Regions from separate parts of the Homo sapiens genome. Here region 2 is linked to region 1. A link is a loop called in an ENCODE intact Hi-C map of the cell type or tissue named here. Cell type or tissue: breast epithelium. All regions are shown on one strand. Each heading gives the region's core, and the rest is flanking DNA. Links, peaks and the distances in the headings are about the cores only.

Evidence for each region. Peaks named below come from ENCODE experiments on the same cell type or tissue, not always from the same donor. Only the 100,000 strongest peaks of a DNase experiment are listed, where the experiment ranks them.
Region 2: it touches region 1 in a loop (31-fold over the local background); 1 of 110 quality-filtered maps calls a loop at or near these places.

Annotation. Positions count from the first base shown.
Region 1 is chr11:8,268,589-8,276,544 of GRCh38, forward strand. It overlaps a transcript of LMO1 not described here. Among named protein-coding and RNA genes, the nearest start is that of LMO1, 8.7 kb to the left of the region's middle. RefSeq lists an enhancer at 1-23 and a silencer at 4,821-5,021. In breast epithelium, for the core only: no CTCF peak of the experiment used is centred there; no DNase peak of the experiment used is centred there; H3K27me3 peaks cover 200 bases.
Region 2 is chr11:9,250,904-9,257,018 of GRCh38, forward strand. The region is part of intron 1 of DENND5A (DENN domain containing 5A); the gene reads right to left. Among named protein-coding and RNA genes, the nearest start is that of DENND5A, 11 kb to the right of the region's middle. RefSeq lists an enhancer at 1,362-2,061. In breast epithelium, for the core only: no CTCF peak of the experiment used is centred there; no DNase peak of the experiment used is centred there; H3K27ac peaks cover 310 bases.

The sequences.
Region 1 (7,956 bases), core at 1,966-5,965:
AGACGGACCGGAGTCCGGAGCGCAGCCCCGCGGGCAGGGAGCGCAGGAGGAGGGACTGGGGGGAAGGCGCGGGGGCGAGACGGCCAGGCCGGGATCGCGGGAGCCTCGCGAGCAGCAGCTGCCCGGGCCGGGCCGCAGCCGGAGCCTGAGCCGCGCGCGCGTCCTTCCTCCGCGCCGGCCGTACTCGCCTCAGCAGAGTGAAGGCTGCATTTCCCAGGGCCCCTCAGATTCCCCTGTTAATTAAATCAATTCATTATGCTCAGATCTGATTAGCGGCCCTTCCCCCCCCTTTGAATCAATTATTCAATACACAAACATAATTGCTTGGGCCAGAGGTGCCCGCCATTAGCTTATTTAACTCCAAGGACACTAATTACCCGCAGGGCACGGGAACTTTTCTCATTAATTCTGACAAAACACAAAAGCACAGCCAGAGTGTGTGCGTGTGAGGGGCTGTGTGTGTGTGTGTGTGTGTGTGTGTGTGTCCGCATGCCAGAGTGAGGGCTGTGTGGGGTGGTGAGCCACTGTGTGAGCTCAAGACAAGGGTGGGGGTGGGACGCGTGCGATTGCGGGTGGGTGTGTGCGGGTAGGAGTGTGGGCTCCGTGCCTGTGATTCTGAATGAGTGCGCCAGGCTGGGCGTGACTCTGGGTCTGGGGACAGTGGGCCTGGACTGGGACCCGGCACAGGAATGTGTATGAGATCGCGAGAGTGCTTCTGTGTGTGACTTTGTGAATGTGACTCCGTGGCTACCGTGGCAGGCGCCCCATCCCCTTTCTTTTTTCATTATTGCCCAGCCATTCCCCGCGGCATGCTCAGCCCCACGGGGGAAAGTGCAGATCACAGAGGAGAAATCCGAGAGGATCAGGAGGCGGTGGTGACTCTGGACCCAGGCTGGGCCACAGTGCTCTCCATCCGGTCACCTGTTCAGGCATCAACTGGGCTTTGCTCTCCCCCAGTTATAAACCCCAGGTTCCCACCACCACCACCCACTTTGCCCTCTCACTGCCCCTCTCAATACCGCCCCTACTCTCAACTTTTATCCCAAAACCCTCCCCACCCCACCCTTGTGCCCGGGAACCCCCAACTCCACCCACCCTAGACCTAGTTCTTCACCTCCTGTCTCAAGGCTGTACCGAGGGTGTGCCTGTGGTTGATCAACTTCTCCACATTTTACCTCCCAGGAAATCTATTGAGAGAACCAGTGAGAGAGCCCACAGAGGCAGGACACAGAGGGTAATTGATTCCCCCAAATTAGGTTTCTGCTTTCTAAAGACCGGCATTGTCCCTATTCTCAATGTGCACAGAGGTATTGAAGATTTCCTTTTTGTTTCCTCGGGCAATGAATGAGCTTAATCCATTTGGCTTTATAAATCAGGAAACTAATATTCGCTCCCTCCATAGCAGCTTTTTAAAAAATTTAATTGGTAAGGGAGGTGCAGTTAGTCACCTTTATACTGTCCCCAAGCCCCCACTTATCAAAACACATTCTGATTGAGGGGTAGAGAGAAGGGAGGGAGCTCATCCTGATTCCTCCCACTCTCTTCTATCCTCCCAAACAGACCCACATAGTATCTGGGAAAGTTTGTGAAATGACTGCATGAATTATATTCAATTTGGTGAAGAAAGGAGGACTGTGCAGAGAGATTCTTCAGAATGATCTCCCAAATCAGCTGCTCTCAATTCCCCAGGAGTGACTGCCTAGATGGGTGTTGGCTATTCCATGTGCTAAGGCGTCTTGTCAAAGAGCAAGTAGGGCCTGAAATTCTGCATCCTTCCACCCTCCAAGCCATGTAGCTGGCACGGACTGCACCCACCCAGAGAGGGCACCTTTTGCTACTTCGCACAAAAGCACCATACAGACTAGCGGGGCCCTGCAATTGGGCATCTCTGCTTGGCCAGAGTTCACACTCAGAGAAGCCAGCCTGAGGCATAAGCACCCAGACTCCCTGTTCCCACCATCACTTGCAGCAAGGGCCTGTGTGAGCACTTAAAAGACCAGCCTCCTGGTTTTCATAGAGAGAAAGAGAAATTTCAGAGAGTGTAAACATCATGGAGTGATCAGGGATAATGAAGCAGATGCCCCGCCCTATCTCTGCATTTATATGGGTCCCCAACTCCTGGTGAAAGACACTGAACTCAGTCCACAGCTGGGTGAATTTCCCTATCAGAAAACAGATTGTCTGAGTAAGTTAAAAATAAAATACAGCCAAATGCTGTTTACAAGAAATACTCCCAAAACAAGGTGACAAAGAGACTGAAAATAGAGCAATGGGCAAAGGTATACCAAGAAAATGCAAGCAGAGAGGGAGTAGAAACAGCAATATTAATGTCAAACAAAGCCAACTTCAAAGCTAAAGTTGAAGGGACAGATCTATCATGAGGACTGAGATCTTCAGCAGGGGCCTGCTGGCAGAGAGACAATGAGGTTCCTGAGAGGAGATCCTCATGGGTGGACTAGACTGAGAAGCAAGACCAGGAGTTTAGAGGAAGAACAGTTCCAAGTATGGTGCAAGGTGGGGCCTAACTCACCCCTGACCATCACTCTGAGAAGAAGAGGGCAGTGGTGCAAATGAGAAACTGGGTCACTAGAAGCCCTGCAGCCTGGCTATGGGAGCCCCCTCTGAAACAGCTGGTCATTAGAAGCTGAGGTGTCACCTTGCTGGGCCAAGAGGAAAAGAGCAGCTGGGATTAGCAACTTGGTGGCATTAACAGCAGCTCGGGCAAGATGGCAAGAGCATCAGGCAGCAGCTCTAATTATACAGACGGCGTCTCTTCTCATAATCCATCAACCCCCATCTCCCAACCCTGGGACTGCTAGAGAGAAAATGTCTATCCAGAACTCAAAATCTAGTGGTGTCCAGAGGGCACTTGGGTCACATGAGTAAGCATTCCTAGGTCTCACAACTATTTGGAGAGGAAGATCCTGGAGAGGAGAATTGGAACATCAGAATTTGGGGCTAATTACTGTAAAATTGTGGGATCTGGTATTTGGCATTTTTATGCCTTTATGTTCCAACCTGTCTTAGCTGCATGACTGGCATGAAGGGAAAGGCTGTGTGAGAAAGAATGGACCAGAACAATAATAGGGGAGCTGTCCCTGGTGCAACCGCCAGCTTTTCCCAATGGCGGTGGAGGTCAGTATATCAGTATGTTACACTAAACATGAAGAGAGTGAATTTCCCTATCAAAAAACAGATTGTCTGAGTAAGTTAAAAATAAAATACAGCCAAATGCTGTTTACAAGAAATACTCCCAAAACAAGGTGACAAAGAGACTGAAAATAAAGCAATGGGCAAAGATACACCAAGAAAATGCAAGCAGAGAGGGAGTAGAAACAGCAATATTAATGTCAAACAAAGCCAACTTCAAAGCTAAAAGCATAAACTGCTTGAAAATTAAGAAACATCCCATTAAATTAGTACTGGATCAAAATAAGATCAAAACAGAAATTACCAATCTAGTAATGAAAATAGAAAACACAGCATATCATACAGAACTTACGGAACACAGCTGTACTCAGAGGAAGAAATATAGCCTCATATGCTTGAAATATTTTTTAAAAAGACTGGAAGAAAATGAACTAGATATTCAATCTAAGAAATTAGAAAAGAATAAACTGAACCAAAAAAGTGGAAGAAAATTAATGAAGTCAGAAAACAATGAAATAGAAAATAAACAAGTAATAGAAAAGGTAATTAAAAGGGAAAATTAGAACCAACACTTGGTTATTTGAAAAGACTAACAAAATGGAAAAAAAACTTCCACGAAAACCTAGTTAAGAAAATAAAGCACAAATATATGATATTAGATATAAGAAAAGAGATATATCACAGGTACAGAGAAGGTTAAAAAATTATAACAATAATATGAGTAAGCCTATGAAAATAAATGTGAAAACCTGGAAGAAATGGATGACTTCGAGCAAAGTAGAAAATTATCAAAACTGAGCATAGAAGATGTTGAAATCCCAAATAGGCCAATAAACAGAATACATTTAAAAAGATATTAAAACTATGCCATTAAAATATCACAAGGCACCATATGCTCCAACAATTCTACTTCTGGAAATAAACCAAAAGTATTGAAAGCAGGTTCTTTAAGAGATATTTTTACATCCATGTCCATAGCAGCATTATTCACAATAATCAAAAGGTGGAAGCAACCCAAGTGTTCCCCAATGGGTGAATAGATAAACAAAATGTGGTAGATACATACAGAGGAATATTATTCAGCCTTTCAAAGGAAGGAATTTCTGACACATGCTACAACATGGATGAACCTTGAGGATGCTATACCAAGTGAAATAAGCCAGTCACAAAAAGACAAATATTGCTTGACTTCATTTATATGATGTACCTAGAGTAGTCAAATTCATAGGGACAAAAAGTAGAATGGTGGTTGGCAGGGGTTCAGGGGAGGGGAGAATGGGGAATTTAATGGGTATAGCATTTTCAGATTTGCAAGATAAAGAGTTCTGGAGATTGGTTACCCAACAACGTGAATGTGCTTAACACTGCTAAACTGTGCACTTAACAATGGTAAGGATGGTGAATTTTATGTTATGTGTATTTTATCACAATTAAAATAAAACCCCACAAGGCACAGATTACATTAAAATGAGTTTTGTATAACCTGAAAAACAGATGATTTTAATGTTATTTAAACTATTCCAGACAAAAGAAAAATTTGGAAAGCTTCCTAGTTTGTTTTATGAGCCAGCATTTTCTTAATCCCAAACCTTATAAAGATTGAATTTTAAAAGAAAAAAAATTCACAGAACAGCTTGAATAAGAGTGCAAAAGCTGAAATAAGATATTAGCTATCTTGACATGAAAAAAAAGTATCAAAAGAATAAAACACCATGACAAAGGAGGGTTTATTTTAACACCACAAACATGATTCAGCATAAGGAACTCTATCAGTATGAGTCACTACATCAACAAATAAAGGAACAAAATATGAGTATAGTAATATATGTCCAAAATCATTTGATAAAATTTAGCATATATTACTAACAAAATATTAAGCAAAATAGAAATAGAAGAAAACTACTTCAATTTGTTAAGACTGTTTACCAAAACCCAAAAGAAAATAAATAAATGTGACATTCTGAAACTATTTCCATAAATTGGAACTAAGACAGAATATCCATTATCATTATTATTCAACATTTTTTGAGACTTTAACTCAATAAGACAAGAAAATGAACTGCTTAAAATAAACAGCTGTTTTTTGAAAGGACAAAAATATGTTTATTTACAAATTATGCGATTATATAACCAAAAATCCAACAAAATTTAGTGTGAAAGTTACTAGAATTATTAGATAATTGAGAAGGTAGTTAAATACAAGATAAATAGATAGAAAGCTGTAGTTTTTTTCTAAATGCAATGATGTGTTAGAAATGGCAATGAAATAGAACATTTGCAATAGTGACAAAGCAAATATTTAGGAATAATTTAAAAACAACAATCATCACAAAGATAAGGGTCTTCTTTAAAGGAACTCATGAAAGCATATTGAAGGACATATAACAAGATCTGGATATATAGAAAGACAACCATATTTCTAAAAAAGAAGATATTATCATAAAAGTAAATCCTTTCAAAATTAATATATCAATTTAGTGCAATTTCTATTAGAATCCCAAATTAAAAATTTTTAGAACTGAAAAAAATTTAACTTGAAGTGCAATTAAAAAGTAAATATATGTGGCTAGTTAACAAAACATGTGAAAAGAAAGACTAATTGGATACAACTTGCATTACTAGATAATAAAGCATACTACAAAACTACCATAATCAAATAGTGTGGTGTAAGTCAGGAAGGGAGAAATAGATCACAGGAACAAAGAGACAATAAACAGTTTCAAGTACAGAAAGGAATTTAATATATGATAAATGTTGCATTTTAATTCATCAGAGAAAAATTAATAAGTGGTAGTGCCATCTGAATAGACATTTCTGCACAGGAGATATACAAATAAACCAATAGAATCTGAAAAGATGCTCAGCATCATTGGTCATTGGGAAAATGCACATCAAAACCACAGTGAGATACCAATTCACACCCACTAGGAAGCTGGAATGAAAAACTTTAGATAACGAATGTTGGCAAGAACGTGAAGAAATTGGAACCCTCAAACACTGATGGCGGAAATGTAAAATGGTGCAACCACTTTGGAAAACAGCCTGGCAGCTCCTCAAAAAGTTAAACAGAGTCACCCATAACCAGAAATTCTGCTCCTAGGTGTACACCCAAGAGAGCTGAAAACATAGGTCCACACAATAATTTGTATACTGATATTTATATCAGCATTATTCATTACAGCCAAATGGTGGGAAAAAAACCAAATGTTCGTGAACTGACAAATGGATATTATTCAGCCATAAAAAGGAATAAAGTACTGATACATGCCATAGGATGGATGAACCTTGAAAACATAATGCTAAGTGAAAGAAGCCATTCACAAAAGACTGTATTGTATGAATTCATTTATATTGAATGTCAGAATGGGCAAGTCTGTAGAGACAGAAAGTAGATGAGTCGGTGCTAGGGGCTGGGGATAGTAGGGCTGTGATAGCTAAGGTGTGCAGAGTTTCTTTTTGAGGTTATAAAAATGTTCTAAAATTGTGGAGATTTGCAAATCTGTGAATATATTAAAATGCATTGAATTGTACACTTTAAATGGTGAATTGTATGGTATGTGAATTACATCTCAGTAAAGGTGTTTCAATAAACGGTGCTGCCATAACTGGTTATTCATCTGGAAGAAACAAATAGGATCCTTACCTCCCCTAAACATAAAAATTGTGTTCCAAGTGGCTTAATATTTTAAAATAAGAATAAAACATTGAAAATATTGGAAGACATTTTATTAGAAAAATTTAATAGATTTGGATAACAACATGAATAAATTTGTTGCGGCTAACAAAGGAAAAGATAAATATACTAAATCTGATTTTCAGAACTTCTATGGCAAAAGATAGCATAAACAAAAGAAAAATACAAATGATTTCTTAGGAAAATATTTGCAAAATATGCTGTATATACAAAGAATTTCTATAAATTGTAAATAAAAGACAAAAGCCTAAAAGAAACATGGAAAAAGAGAATGAACAGGCCATTCAGAGAGGAAATATCTAAATGGTCAATAAAATGATTACCCTCATTATTCATTGGGAAAATGCAAACTAAAGCAAAATAAGTTTTCATTATTTAAATTCATTAGATTGGCAAGCAATTTTTAAAAAGTGAAATGTCCAGATCTGCTAAAATTTTGAGAAAATATGTACTCTCCTTTGCTACTGAGCAAGTAATCTGGCACGATCTATTACTTTTGGGGCAGGTAATCTGGCACTATTTATTAAACAAGTACATGCCTTTTGACTTATAAATCCTCTTTCTGGGACTCCATCCTATAAGGGGAAATCACCTATATATAAGGATCCTAATTTCGGCATTGTTTGTGGTGGCAGAAAACTGGAAACCATACGAATATCAGTGCCAATCAATGATTGAATTAATTGTCCTACAACTCTGCTGTAGAATATTATGCAACTGTTAAAAATGAGTTAGAGCAACTGACTTGCAAAGGACATCTGTGATGTTCTGTTTAGTGGGAAAAGTAGATTGCAGAGTATCAAGTAATATTATCCCATTCAAAAGAAAGCCTCTTTCTGTTAAGATGCACATGAAGGAAAGATGTGAAAGCCTGCACTTGTTCAGGCTGTCAACACTGGTGACCTTAGCGAGTAGGAATGGAAGGTAAGAGTGAAGGAAAAAGTATACACTGAGCCAGGCATGGTGGCTCACACTTGTAATCCCGGTGACTCGAGAGGCTTAGGAGGGAGGATCGCTTAAGCCCAGGAATTAGAGGCTGTAGTAAGCCAAGATCCCATGATCATACCACTGCACCCCAGCCTGGGCAACAGAGTGAGACCTTGACTCAAACA
Region 2 (6,115 bases), core at 94-4,093, 980 kb after region 1:
CGGGTGGGTCACCTAAGGTCAGGAGTTCGAGGCCAGCCCCGACCAACATGGTGAAACCCCCTCTCTACTAAAAATACAAAAATTAGCTGGGCATGGTGGCAGGCACCTGTAATTCCAGCTACTTGGGAGGCTGAGGCAGGAGAATCGCTTGAACCCAGGAGGCAGAGGTTACAGTGCGCTGAGATCAAGCCACTGCACTCCAGCCTGGGCAAGAGAGTGACACTCCATCTCAAACAAAAAAAAAAAAAAAAAAAGAAAGAAAGATATCAAGGAATCCCACATTCACAGAGGAATGAAACTCAATGTGAGAAACCTCTACAGACTTTTCACTGCTCAGACCTCTCAGCATTCCAGGAAAGCATTTTAGGCTAACCCAGCTAGTTCAGTACATAAAGTAGACCACAGATGGCCAAGCAAAATTTTAACCTGACTTACCCATCACATAATGAACAATAAAAAATAAAAAATTACTAACCTGGTTCTCTTTAACAGGAAGCTCTACAAGAGATTCCATGTACGACAACAAGCAAATATCAAAGACAGTACAATATTTGAGAAACACAACGGTCTAAACTATACCTATTGCCATCTTACTTCCTGAGTCATATCTGATCCCCTGAAGGCATACTGAAAACAACTTGACATCTGGCACACACTCTCATTTTCTGCCATGCCAGGATTCTACCACTCATAAGACTCAGCCCAGGGTTCTACATACGCCAAATGAAAATCAGCAACCACAGAAGATTTGGAATATGGCATTTGACTAACTGCTTCACTTAGTAACTTTTAAGAACTAAATCCAGCTGGGTGCGGTGGCTCACACCTGTAATCCCAGCACTTTGGGAGGCCGAGGCGGGCGGATTCCGAGGTCAGGAGATCGAGACCATCCTGGCTAACACAGTGAAACCCCGTCTCTACTAAAAATACAAAAAATTAGACTGGCGTGGTGGCAGGCCCCTGCAGTCTCAGCTACTCGGGAGGCTGAGGCAGGAGAATGGCGTGAACCTAGGAGGCGGAGCTTGCAGTGAGCCGAGATGGCACCACCGTACTCCAGCCTGGGCGACAGAGCGAGACTCTGTCTCGCGAAAAAAAAGAAAAAAGAACTAAATCTGGCCAGGTGCAGTGGCTCATGCCTGTAATCTCAGCACTTTGGGAGGCCGAGGCGGGCGGATCACGAGGTCCAGAGATGGAGACCATTCTGGCTAACATGGTGAAACCGCATGTCTACTAAAAACACAAAAATTAGCTGGGCATGGTAGCACGCGCCTGTAGTCCCAGCTACTCGGGAGGCCAAGGCAGGAGAATCGCTTGAACCCGGGAGGCAGAGGTTGCAGTGCCGCAGTCACACCACTGCACTCCAGCCTGGGCGACAGAGCAAGACTCCGTCTCAAAAAAAAAAAAAAAAAAAGAACTAAATATAAAAATCTGGCCGTAATAGCCTGTGTTTAATTACTGAATTCGGCCAGGTGCAGTGGCTCATGCCTGTAATCCCAGCACTTTAGGAGGCAGAGGTGGGTGGATCACCTGAGGTCAGGAATTCAACACCAGCCTGGCCAACATGACGAAAGCGTCTTTACCAAAAATACAAAAATTAGCCAGGTGTGGTGGCGCTTGCATGTAGTCCCAGCTACTCAGGAGGCTGAGGCAGAAGAATTGCTTGAACCTTGGAGGCGGAGGCTGCAGTAGCCAAGATCGCACCATTATATTCCAGCCTGGGTGACAGAGTGAGACTCCGTCTCAAAAAAAAAAACCAAAAAACTGAATTCCACAAGGAAGTCACCAGCTTCTGAAAGGCAAGCCTCTTTCTCACTGGACATTAGGCCATCTCTAGCAGGAACCTAAAACATATCAACATATGAAGTATAGGTTCCTTCATGTGTACCCAGGTTCCTAAGAGACCTCTAAGACTATCTGACAGTAATTCAAAGCCAGGGACAGCAACAGGATTTTTTTTTTTTTTTGAGTCAGGGTCTCACCCTATTGCCCAGGCTGGAGTGCAGTGGCACAATCATGGCTCACCACAGTCTGGACCTCCCTGGACTCAGCTGATCTGCCAACCTCAGCATCCCAAGGAACTGGAACCACAGACATACACCACTACACCAGGCTAATTTTTCTATTTTCTGTAGAGACCCGAGTCTCGCCATGTTGCCCAGGATTGTCTCAAACTCCTGGCCTAAAGCCATCCTCCCCCACTCGGCCCCTCAAAGTGCTGGGATTACAGGCATGAGCTACCATACCTGGCCACAACAGGAATTTACAAGCTGAGCGAAGCCCAAGTACACCTTCCAACAAAGCCAAAAAACAAGCTTATAAAAGGATGTAGGACTGGAAAGGGGTGTTACCAAAGGAGGCTTTAGGCAAAGAAAACTTTATTTTTAACCTAGGAAGGAAGGAAGGGCTGAGCAGACTCTAAGAGAATTTGGTTTAAGCACCAAACACTGTGACTCAGGATTTCCTTCTATGAAGAAAATTGCAGGGCCCCAATATCATTAAAGTAAAATCCACTAATTTCAGTATGATCCTCCCTGCCTGATGGAGTCAAATAGCGTTCTCTTTAGAATATACAGTCTCAGCCAGGCATGGTGGTTCATGTCTATAATCCCAGCACTTTGGGAGGCTGAGTCGGGAGTATCACTGTTCAAGCTGTTTAAGGCCAGCCTGGGCAAGATGGTGAGAACCCATCCCTACAAAAAAATAATAATTAGTTGGGCAGCCAGGTGCGGTGGCTTATACCAATAATCCCAGCATTTTGGGAGGCCGAGGTGGGCAGATCACTTGAGCCCAGAGGTTCAAGACCAGCCTGGGCCCATTAGCAGGTATAGTGATGCACACCTGTAGTTCCAGCTACCTAGAGGCTGAGGTGGGAGGATCACTTGAGCCCAGGAGGTCAAGGTTGTAGTAAACCATGATCACACCACTGCACTTTGGCCTGGGCAACAGGGTGAGACCCTGTCTCAAAAAAACAACAATGGGCGCAGTGGCTCACACCTGTAATCCCAGCACTTTGGGAGGCCGAGACGGGCGGATCATCTGAGGTCTGGAGTTCAAGACCAGCCTGACCAACATGGAGAAACCCCATCTCTACTAAGAATACAAATTAGCCAGGCATGGTGGCGCATGCCTATAATCCCAGCTACTCAGGAGGCCGAGGCAGGAGAATCGCTTGAACCCGGGAGGCAGAGGTTGCAGTGAGCCAAGATCGCACCATTGCATTCCAGCCTGGGCAACAAGAGCGAAACTCTGTCTCAGAAAAAAAAAAAAAAAAAAAAAGCCAGGTGTGGTGGCACTTGCCTGTAGTCCCAAGTACTCAAGAGGCTAAGGTAGGAGGATCCCTTGAGCTCAGAAATTCGAGGCTCAGAAACGCCGAGGAAGTGAGGTATGATTGTCCACTGTACCCTAGCCTGGGTCTGGCTTTTTTAAGCCAGACCACATCTCAAAATATGTATATATACAGAAATTTAGCTTGTATTTTAACTGCCTTGGGCTACTCTGTAATTGTTTTCTGTGTGTGGGTCTCATCTCTCCTGACTTCTTACTTGTTCTACCTAAAAAAAGAAAACACATAACCTAACTTAAGAACTCTTTCCGTACTTCAGTAGGCTTGACTTCTGGAAGCATCCACAGATGTCTGAGATAAGCCATAAGATTTTGAGTTTTGCTGCAGCTAGTAATCTGGGCTTCAGAGCAAAGATGCCTTTTTAAATGACCACAAGAATCTGCCCAGAATCAACCAGCCCAGTAGAGGAAGATGAAAATTAAGTGTAGTCCACATCGACTCCCAGTTTGAAACTGGCTCATAAAACTTTTTATAGCTACTTCATCTCTGGGGAGGGATATCCTTTTCTCTTTTAAATAAGAAGTCTTATTTAAAAGTCTCAGTCGGCAAGGTGTGGTGGTTCACACCTGTAATCCCAGCCCTTTAAGAGGCCAAGGAGGGTGGATCATGAGGTCAAGAGTTCGAGACCAGCCTGGGCAACATGGTGAAACCCCATCTCTACTAAAAATACAAAAATTAGCTGGGCGTGATGGCAGATGCATGTAATCCCAGCTACTCGGGAGGCTGAGGCATGAGAATCGCTTGAACCCAGGAGGCAGAGGTTGCAGTGAGCCAAGATCGTGCTACTGCACTCCAGCCTGGGCCACAAAACAAGACTCTGTCTCAAAAAATAATAAATAAAATAAAATAAAATAATAAAAATAAAAATCTTTGTCTTCTAGGATATGCAAATTAAAACCATGAGATACCACTTACAGCCACTAAGATGGCTATAAACCAATAGATAAGTATTGGTAAGGATATGAATAAAGTGGAATTCTCATACACTGCTATTGGAAATGTACACTAGTGCAGCTGTTTTGGAAAACAGACTGGCAGGCAGTCTCTCAAAAGGTTAAACACGGCCGGGCGCGGTGGCTCACGCCTGTAATCCCAGCACTTTGGGAGGCCAAGTCGGGAGTATCATTTTTCAGGTTGTTTAAGACCTGCCTGGGCAAGATGGTGAGACCTCGTCTCTACAAAAAAATTAAAAATTAGTCGGGCAGCCAGGTGCGGTGGCTCTTACCTGTAATCTCAGCACTTTGGGAGGTCGAGGCAGGTGAATGACCTGAGGTCAGGAGTTCGAGACCAGCCTGGCCAACATGGTAAAACCCCGTTTCTACTAAAAATACAAAAATTGACTGGCGCAGTGGCTCTCGCCTGTAATCCCAGCACTTTGGAAGGCAGAGGCAGGTGGATCATGAAGTCAGGAGTTCGAGACCAGCCTGTCTAATATGGTGAAACTCTGTCTCTAGTACAAAATACAAAAATTAGCTGGGCATAGTGGTGCACACCTGTAGTCCCAGCTACTTGGGAGGCCAAGGCAGGATAATTGCTTGAACCCGGGAGGCAGAGGTTGCAGTGAGCCAAGATTGTGCCACTGCACTCCAGCCTGGGCGACAGAGTGAGACTCCGTCTAAAAAAAAAAAAAAAATCCAGGCTTGGTAACGGGTACCTGTAATCCCAGCTACTCAAGAGGCTGAGGAAGGAGAATGGCCTGAACCCGGGAGGCAGTGGTTGCAGTAAGCCAAGATCGCGCCATTGCACCCCAGCGTGAGCAACACGGCGAAACTCCATCTCAAAAAAAAAAAAAAAGGTTAAACACAGTTACTATATGACCCAGTAATTTCATTCCTAAGTATTCAGCAAAGAGAAATGAAAACATAGGCCTACACACAAAAAAAGAAGTGTACACAAATGTTCATAGCATTATTCAAAACAATCAAAAACTGAAGGCCGGGCACGGTGGCTTGTGCCTGTAATCCCAGCACTTTAGGAGGCCAAGGTGGGTGGATCATGAAGTCAGGAGTTCAAGACCAGCCTGGCCAACGTGGTGAAACCCCGTCTCTACTAAAAATACAAAAATTAGCTAGGCGTGGTGGTACATGCCTGTAATCCCAGCTACTCAGGAGGCTGAGGCAGGAGAATCACTTGAACCTGGGAGGCGGAGGTTGCAGTGAGCCGAGATTGCGCCATTGCACTCCAGCCTGAGCAACAAGAATGAAACTCTGTCTCAGAAAAAAAAAAGAAGAAAACAATCCAATGTCCTTCCACTAATGGATAAACAAATAAAATGTTGTATATTCATACCATGGCATATTTTTCTGGCATAAACAGGAATGACAAACTGATACATGCTACAACATGAGTGAACCTTGAAAACATTATGCTAAGTGAAAGAAGCCAGTAACAAGAGACCACACATATTACTCCATTTATATGAAATGTCAAAAACAGGCAAATCTATAGAGATAGAAAGTAGATGAGTGGTTGCCTAGGGTTCAGGGTTAGAGGGTTGGGAGAAAATGATGAGTAACTGCTAATGGGTACAGGTTTTCAGGGGAGAGTGATTAATACATTTCAAAATGGATTGTAGTGTGATTGTAAAACTAATTGTAAAAATAAATTAAAAATCACTGAAATAAGTGAACTGTATGGTATACGAATTATATCTCAATAAAATTGTTTATATATGGACACACACATAAATGATAAAGCAAATGGGGCAAAATGTTAACAATCGGTGAATCTGGTTAAGAGATATACTGGAGTTCTTTGTTCTATTCATGTCAA